Linked DNA regions of Mus musculus: all the other regions are linked to region 1. A link is a loop called in an ENCODE intact Hi-C map of the cell type or tissue named here. Cell type or tissue: left cerebral cortex. All regions are shown on one strand.

Region 1 (2,500 bases):
ACAAACAAGGCTATAAAATAAGACCCTGTCTCAAAACAAACAAGCAAATATTCTATCTGAACAGTGCTAGCAATACATACATTACAAAACCTTGCTGTGTCTCCTACAGAAGGTGCCTCTCCCTGTCTCCGCCCAGCACTGCAGCTGTATTGCCGGGGAAAAGAGCAAAGTTTAAGTGCAAGGTCATTGCTTCTTAGGGCTGGGAAGATGGCTCAGTGAGCTCTTTTAAGAACCCAGGTTCAAGCCGGGCATGGTGGCACATGCCTTTAATCCCAGCACTCGGGAGGCAGAGGCAGGCAGATTTCTGGTTCGAGGCCAGCCTGGTCTACAGAGTGAGTTCCAGGATAGCCAGGGCTCTACAGAGAAACCCTGTCTCGAAACAACCAAAAAAGGGCTGGTGAGATGGCTCAGTGGGTAAGAGCACCCGACTGCTCTTCCGAAGGTCAGGAGTTCAAATCCCAGCAACCACATGGTGGCTCACAACCATCTGTAACAAGATCTGACGCCCTCTTCTGGAGTGTCTGAAGACAGCTACAGTGTACTTACATATAATAAATAAATAAGTCTTTAAAAAAAAAAAAAAAAGAAAAACCAAAAAAAAAAAAAAAAGGAAAGAAAAAAAAAAAAAAAAAGAACCCAGGTTCAATTCCAGCACCCCAAACCACACCACCATCTCCACTTCTTCTTCTTCCTCCTCCTCTTCTTCATTTGTTTTTGATTTTTTTTTTCAACACAATTCCTCTGTATCTGGCTATCCTAGAACTCACCTTGTAGAGTGACCAGCCTAGAACTCACTGAGATTCACCTGCCTCTGTGTCCTGTGTTGTGTGCATTGGTGTTTTGCCCACGTGTATATCTGTATGAGTATTGGGCCCCTGGAACTGGAAGTACATGAGCTACCATGTGGGAACTGGGAGCTGGGAATTGAACCTTGGTCCTCTGGAAGTGCAGCCAGTATGCTCAACCAATGAGCCATATCTCTAACATCACCCTTTCTTCTTTCAACATTCCTACCTCTGCAACCACCGGACTGTTAGAGTCTTCTCGGTAAGTAACTAGGGAGAGGGACAGGGTTCGGCCCCCTCATTCCTTAGAGTGTGTCTGTCCTGCTAGTTGGAAAAATTCTCAGTCTGTTATGTGTCTTCTTCTGAAGCCTCCATCCTTCCTCCTCCCCTCTCTGGGAGAAAGCAGTTTCTGGCTGCTGTAATTCTATTTATGTCCACCAGATGGCAGAAGCCCCTTGGCATCAGTATAAGGTGAGCCCTGTTGCCTGAACCACTAAAAAATTCAGACTAAGAAGGGTTAAGGGAACTGGTTGGAAGAACCACCTATCCTGCCAAACTGTGTTGAGTCTGAGGAAGCAAGAGGCCTTCCTAGTCTGGTTGGGAGATGACTCACCCAAGAGTGGCCTATCACAGGGCTCACTCTGGTCACAGAGAGTTCTTTGTGACCAGAGAATTTGAGAAACTGCAGCAGGTCAACGACCAGCATCATTTGATATCAGAGAGGTGGATTCAAGTCTCTATCAGTTACAAACTGTGTGGTTGGAGCAGCACAATATTACCCAGAGAAAAGCCCCGCTTTTCCCATTGCCAAGCGAGAATAATAATAGCCACCTTATAAATTCATAGTGTGGAGGAATACAGCACAGCTCTTTAGCCTGGTACCCGGCATACAGATGGCTGAGGTCTGATCCCTTGTCAGAAGTCTGTGTGTGGCCTTAGGGTCCTCCCGTCCAGTCCAGACTGCTGCCTAAGACTGAGCACCCACCAAAACCAGACGCCCACCCTCAGCGCCCCAGGTACCTGCCTGGGTTTGAAGTTGCTCATCTTCCTGGGTGGAAAATTCTGTCCGGCAGTGCAGAGGGACATCCATCTCAGCTACAATCTCACCGATCCTCTGCTGCATGGCCACACACTCATCCGCTGTGAAGAATCCTTCCAACAGCAGAAACCCGTCCTCCTGGAACTGCAGCAGGGACAAGACTCAGGCTCCTTCCGCCCTCGCTCATTCCTTATATCCATGTTGGACCACAAACTCGAACCAAGATCAAGTGTCCTGCTCATGGCTCTGCCCCCCACCCTGGACATGGGCATCCAGTGCTTAGTGAGGAGCCGTCAGTACTGGCTGCTTGCATCTTATCGAGGAAGGGGAAGTGGCAGCTGCCTCTGCTCTTGCCCTCCAATGGGTTTGGGACATACGGAAACATTTGCTCATTTGTGTGTTAAAGTGCAGGTGTGAGTGTAGAACATGTGTGAGAACTGCAGGTGCGCATGTGCAGGGGCATCAGGAGAGGACATACGGTGCCCCTCTTCCACTTTCTATTTCTGAGGCTCTCCTTGAACCTAGGCTGTTTTCTTCATTAGACTGGCAGCCTGTGAGCCCTGGCGATCTGAGCTGCAGGTGTGTGCAGCTCATGGAGTGGGTGCTGAGATTTGAACTCTGATCTTCATGCTTGCAGAAGCACTCTTAACCACCGACCCCGCCTAACTCCCTTGTT
Region 2 (2,500 bases), 100 kb after region 1:
CCCCCAACAAAACCCAAGCCTAGCTCCAGTCTCTAGACTAATCCCCAACAAGACCAGTGTCTCCAGGTTATTCCCCCAACAAACAACAAAGGTAACCCCCAGGTTACAAGCCCACCCCCTGCCTAACGACCACTGATGCAGTTGATGACAGGAATATAAATTTAGGATATGACTCCAGCACCAGCCATTTATGTTAAAAGTCACGGTAGCTTTCCAATTAGATGCTTGCACGCTTAACCCTCCCCTGCTCCCCACTTGCTGCTTATTATAAAGCCTTGACCTGATAGATATTCAGGGTTCACCACCACCACCAAAACCCTCTTGCATGAAAGTGGTGCACTGGATAGGGGTCGGGGGACTTCAAATAGAATGAAGACCCTGCTGTGAGATGCATCAGATCAGCTCCTGTCTTGTTTTGTTTTGTTTTGTTTTGTTTTGTTTTGTTTTGAGACAGGGTTTCTCTGTGTAGCCCTGGCTGTCCTGGAACTCACTCTGTAGACCAGGCTGGCCTCGAACTCAGAAATTCACCTGCCTCTGTCTCCCAAGTGCTGGGATTAAAGGCATGAGCCACCACGCCCGGCACCTGTCTTGTTTTTGTTAATCACATTCCCTGGCACTACATTTTGATGTGTTGGCTGAAAAGTTCCCCATGATACACAGGACTAGCAATCTGGAGGGGCAAAACCAGTCTAGGTATTTTTGTTTTTTATGTTTGTAATACCATGTTAAAGTTCCTGCTTTTTGCCTGTCTGAGAGCTGAATTTGTCTGAGCTTTCTGTGAAATCTGCCAAACAGAACAGAACAGAACAAGCTTGTGTAAAGGTAAATGTGAAACTCTTCCAGTCATGCTGAGATGATTTATTTGTGTGGAAACTGGTGGCTTGTGTTGCCATGGCAATTCTTCTAGGTTTGAGCCCTGCTAAGGAATCTGAGTGTCAGAAGCTTCCTATGAGGTCTGAGCAAGTGAGTACTTGCAAAGTGGCTCAAAAGCTTGTGATTTGTGTGGCGGCTAATTTGTCTAAATGTTAGAAGTTTTCTGTGAGATCTACAGAGTGGAATGAAAACTTGTGTAAAGATAAATGACTTATACTGCCATGGTAAGTTTTACAGGTCTCAGTAAACATCTGTGCAGTACTATGAGTTGTCATGTGTGAGAGCGCCACCTTCTGGTTGGCACTTGTTACTGCAAACTGTATTTTTCTGGTTTTGGTTGGTTTTGGTTCTGGTTGTGCCTTTCTCTGTTTGCTGACTCCAAATGGTGGCACATCTTTCTGAGAACAAGGCCTTAAATTTGTTTCCGTGGCCAGTTTGTGTTTACGACAGATGTGTCTGGAAGCAGTGACTGTGGTGGAGCCAGGAGACCTCCCAAGCCTCAATTTGGGTAGGCATGGGCTCCTCACCCATCTGGGAACAAGGCCTTGATTTTATACCTGTGGATGACTGCAGTTAAAGATAGATGTATTGCAGGGCAGTGGTGATGCACACCTTTAATTCCAGCACTTGGGAGGCAGAGGCAGGCAGATTTCTGAGTTTGAGGCCAGCCTGCTCTACAAAGTGAGTTCCAGGACAGCCAGGGCTATACAGAGAAACCCTGTCTCGAAAAACAAAAACAACAACAACAAAAACAAACAAACAAAACAAAACAAAAGATAGATGTATCTGGGAACTGTGGCTAAGGTGGGTCCAGGAGACATCCTGAGTCTCAGTCTGGGGTGGGCATGGACTCCAGGACACCCACCAATCTGGTTCTTTTCTGGTGTGTGTGTACCACTTTCTGGTTGTTTCTCCTTTTTTTCTCATTTGTTGTGTTTTGTGTGTTGTATTTGTGTTTCTCATTACAAGATGACATTGAAGAAGTGACTTTGACTAGAGGACTGTGATGAATTAAGTGACTTGAACTTTGATGGATGTATTAACATGAGACAGGCTACATCTACCACATTCTGCAGGTTCCCTTCACCACAGAAGAGGCAGAAAGCTTGTTCTTGGACCCATAGGGGAGCCCATCAGTAACCAAGCAGCAACTGATGCTTGCTTTCCCCTAACTCTCCCAGATTGGGATTTTAACACAATTAAAGTTAAGACCATCTTGGTCTACCATCAGACTCTTCTGTCAGGTCTCAAAGTGCTTGCAAGATGGTCCACAAATTAGGCAGAGAGAAAATGAAAGCCCTGCAGCTTTTGAAGACATTTCAACAGTACACCCCCATGGACCCTGCATCACCAGAAGCAAAAGCAACAGTCACTCTAGCTTTTTTTTTTTTTTTTTTTTTTAATCAGGCAGCACCAGATATTAAGAAAAAGCTCCAGCGGGGCAGTGGTGGTGCACACCTTTAGTCCCAGCAGTTGGGAGGCAGAGGCAGGCTGATTTCTGAGTTTGAGGCCAGCCTGGTCTACAGAGTGAGTTCCAGGACAGGCAGGGCTACACAAAGAAACCCTGTCTGGGGGGGGGGGGGGAGAAAGAAGAAAGAGCTCCAGAGGGTTGAGAGGTTAGGAGAAA
Region 3 (2,500 bases), 65 kb after region 1:
ACCAGGGAATAGTCCCGCAGATCAGAAAGAGGGAGGGGTTCAAGGAAAGAGTTCGGCACCAAGTACTAGGGGAGCCCGGGTGGAACCTCTGGGAAGGTGCACGTGCGCGGAGGGGCGTGGATCTGCAGGGACCGCGGCGGAAACTCGGGTGAGAGGTGCGAGCGGAGGTCGGGCCCGCGTCATTGGATTCAGGGAGGTGACAGCGCGTCCCTTTCCATACTCGACCCACTCACCAAGGCCCGCTGTTCTCGGCCGCCACGCAGGCAGCCCTAGTCCTGGGTCTGGCTACCCACAGCCAGTCGCGCCGTGGGTCTTTGGCTCCTTGTTTTGTTTGTACCGCTTCTTAGGTCTCCGCCCCGGAAGTGATGTCACCGAGCGCAAATGCTTGGGGATCCTAGGCTGTCGCCCAGTCTTTAAAGGGCACACAGAGCTTCGCACTGCTTCTGACAGTTCTCTTGAGCTAAGCTGCATCTGGGCGGAAGTAGCCCATCTAGGGCTCGGCCTCTTTAAAGGAACAGACTTCTGCAACCTTGGGAATACGTTTGGGGTCGCGGGTTATTGGACAGAGCAGCGCTATTGTTTGCTGAAGCAGGTCAGTTCCTGGTTGCCGTGCGGGGTTTCATCTAGATCGTGTGTTGAAGTTAGCTAAGGTTTGCGAGTGCTGTAGCTCTTTGATCCATGTGCTCCTGTTTGTATGTGATGTGTAGCTTCTCTGAAAGAAGGATCTATCCCCTGAGAAAAACTTGCACACGCGGTCTTGGCAGCTCTACACTCAGTCACAGAACCAGTTAGACTAGTTCTCTCTGCACCCACGTCCACTCTCCCAAGGTAGTCCTGGCCAAGAAGATGCAGACTGCGCTAACGGAGAATTGCCTGCAGAGCTAGCGCCAATAGTCTCTGTGGGTCCTTCTGGGTTCTGTCGGTTCCCGGGCTGCACGGCAATTGGATTCATGTACTAATGTGGGACAACTTCCAAGATAACTTAGGTTAAAATAATAATAATAATAATAATAATAATAATAATATTTTTTAAGTTAATGGGACAGAAAGAATAGCCTTCAGTCCTACTGAAGCCTGCTATGGTCAGATGTGCAAAACCCATGTTCTACCAGGCATATCACAGACATGCCACATGACCTGCAGGAAAAATGGGGCTGAAAGAGGCTGAAAGAGAGGGTGAACGAAAGAGAACAGGGCTGTCCCGCGTAGGTGGACTCCAAGGCTTACAGTCCTCCATAGACCTGGAGTATCATCTATGAACAAATGTGACCACAATGGTAGACACCAGGTGGCCCCGCTGGTGGGTTCACCGTTTTATACACACCAGTTCTGTTTACCAATGGGTGAGGCACAGAGTTTGGAAAAGGATTCCCACAGATGTTCACTCCCCTCCCACCCGCAGGAGGGTTTGAAGACACCAGGTCTCTCCCTCTGCTTCCTGGGAGCCTTAGCACTAATTTTTGGATCTCCTGTGTAGTCGACCTAGTAGGGAGCTCAGGGTCTCACAGCCAACAGGACACTGTTTCCACCCTATGTTTCTGTGAGAGCAACAGACAACCTGGCAGTCAGTTCCTGTGCTGAAAACTTTTTTTTTTAAGATTTATTTATTATTATATCTAAGTACACTGTAGCTGTCTTCAGAAGAAGGCATCAGATTGCATTACAGATGGTTGTGAGCCACCATATGGTTGCTGGGATTTGAATTCACGACCTTTGGAAGAGCAGTCAGTGCTCTTAACCGCTGAGCCATCTCTCCAGCCCTGAAAACTTTTTTTTTTAAGATTTATTTTATTTATTTTATGTAGCTGTACAGATGGTTGTGAATCTTCTTGTGGTTGTTGGAATTGAATTTAGGACCTCTGCTCGCTCCAGCCCAAAGATTTATTTATTATTATAAAAAGTACACTGTAGCTGTCTTCAGATGCATCAGAAGGGGGCATCAGATCTCATTATGGGTGGTTGAGCCACCATGTGGTTGCTGGGATTTGAACTCAGGACCTTCGAAAGAGCAGCCAGTGCTCTTACCCGCTGAGCCATTTCACCAGCCCGTGTTGAAAACTTTTGTATAGTACAAGGAACCAGACTGGGTGAAGTTAGAGGGGGAATTCTCCAAGATTGTGACAGAGAAGTGTGTAGCATGCCTGCCCAGCCTCCCTTCAGGTCCTAAGGGGTTAGCAAAGAGCACACTGTTAGAGCAGGGCCGGCTCTCTTGGACCTGCTGTACTCATTCTACAGATGGATAAACTAAGTCAAGACAACCCATGTTCCATAGCTAGTGCAATATTGGAGCTGGGACCATTACATCTAAGGCCAAACTTCAGGGTTTTTTTTCCTTGTCATGAAATGGGGACAGGTCTTAACCAAGCTTCTCCCGTCCCAATTCATTGGGCACCGTGGGTAGTGTTGTGTCAGTGAGTGGCCGTTTCCTGGCAGAGAAAATGTGAACATTCTTCAAGGGACCAGAGCGTCCAACTGGAACAAACTACTTTGCCTTGAATGC

What was found. Hi-C counts contacts between places; a loop is a spot of excess contacts. Peaks named below come from ENCODE experiments on the same cell type or tissue, not always from the same donor. Only the 100,000 strongest peaks of a DNase experiment are listed, where the experiment ranks them.
Region 2: it touches region 1 in a loop (2.0-fold over the local background); 15 of 42 quality-filtered maps call a loop at or near these places.
Region 3: it touches region 1 in a loop (4-fold over the local background); 10 of 42 quality-filtered maps call a loop at or near these places.

Annotation. Positions count from the first base shown.
Region 1 is chr2:30,269,157-30,271,656 of GRCm38, reverse strand. Phyhd1 (phytanoyl-CoA dioxygenase domain containing 1) reads right to left here. Exons shown (of 11, transcript NM_001252570.1): 2 at 1,810-1,968. Among named protein-coding and RNA genes, the nearest start is that of Phyhd1, 3.6 kb to the right of the region's middle. In left cerebral cortex, a CTCF peak has its summit at 1,221 (motif pointing right); a DNase peak (open chromatin) is centred at 1,265; H3K27ac peaks cover 1,037 bases.
Region 2 is chr2:30,165,561-30,168,060 of GRCm38, reverse strand. All of the region lies in intron 3 of Gm31080 (a long non-coding RNA gene), which reads right to left. Among named protein-coding and RNA genes, the nearest start is that of Gm31080, 4.2 kb to the right of the region's middle. In left cerebral cortex, a CTCF peak has its summit at 1,164 (motif pointing left); no DNase peak of the experiment used is centred here.
Region 3 is chr2:30,203,725-30,206,224 of GRCm38, reverse strand. Kyat1 (kynurenine aminotransferase 1) reads left to right here and starts at 378. Exons shown (of 13, transcript NM_001356474.1): 1 at 378-592. It overlaps Gm31201 (a long non-coding RNA gene), which reads right to left and starts at 376. Exons shown (of 2, transcript XR_374214.4): 1 at 234-376. In left cerebral cortex, no CTCF peak of the experiment used is centred here; DNase peaks (open chromatin) are centred at 388, 776 and 1,216; H3K4me3 peaks cover 1,459 bases; H3K27ac peaks cover 1,099 bases.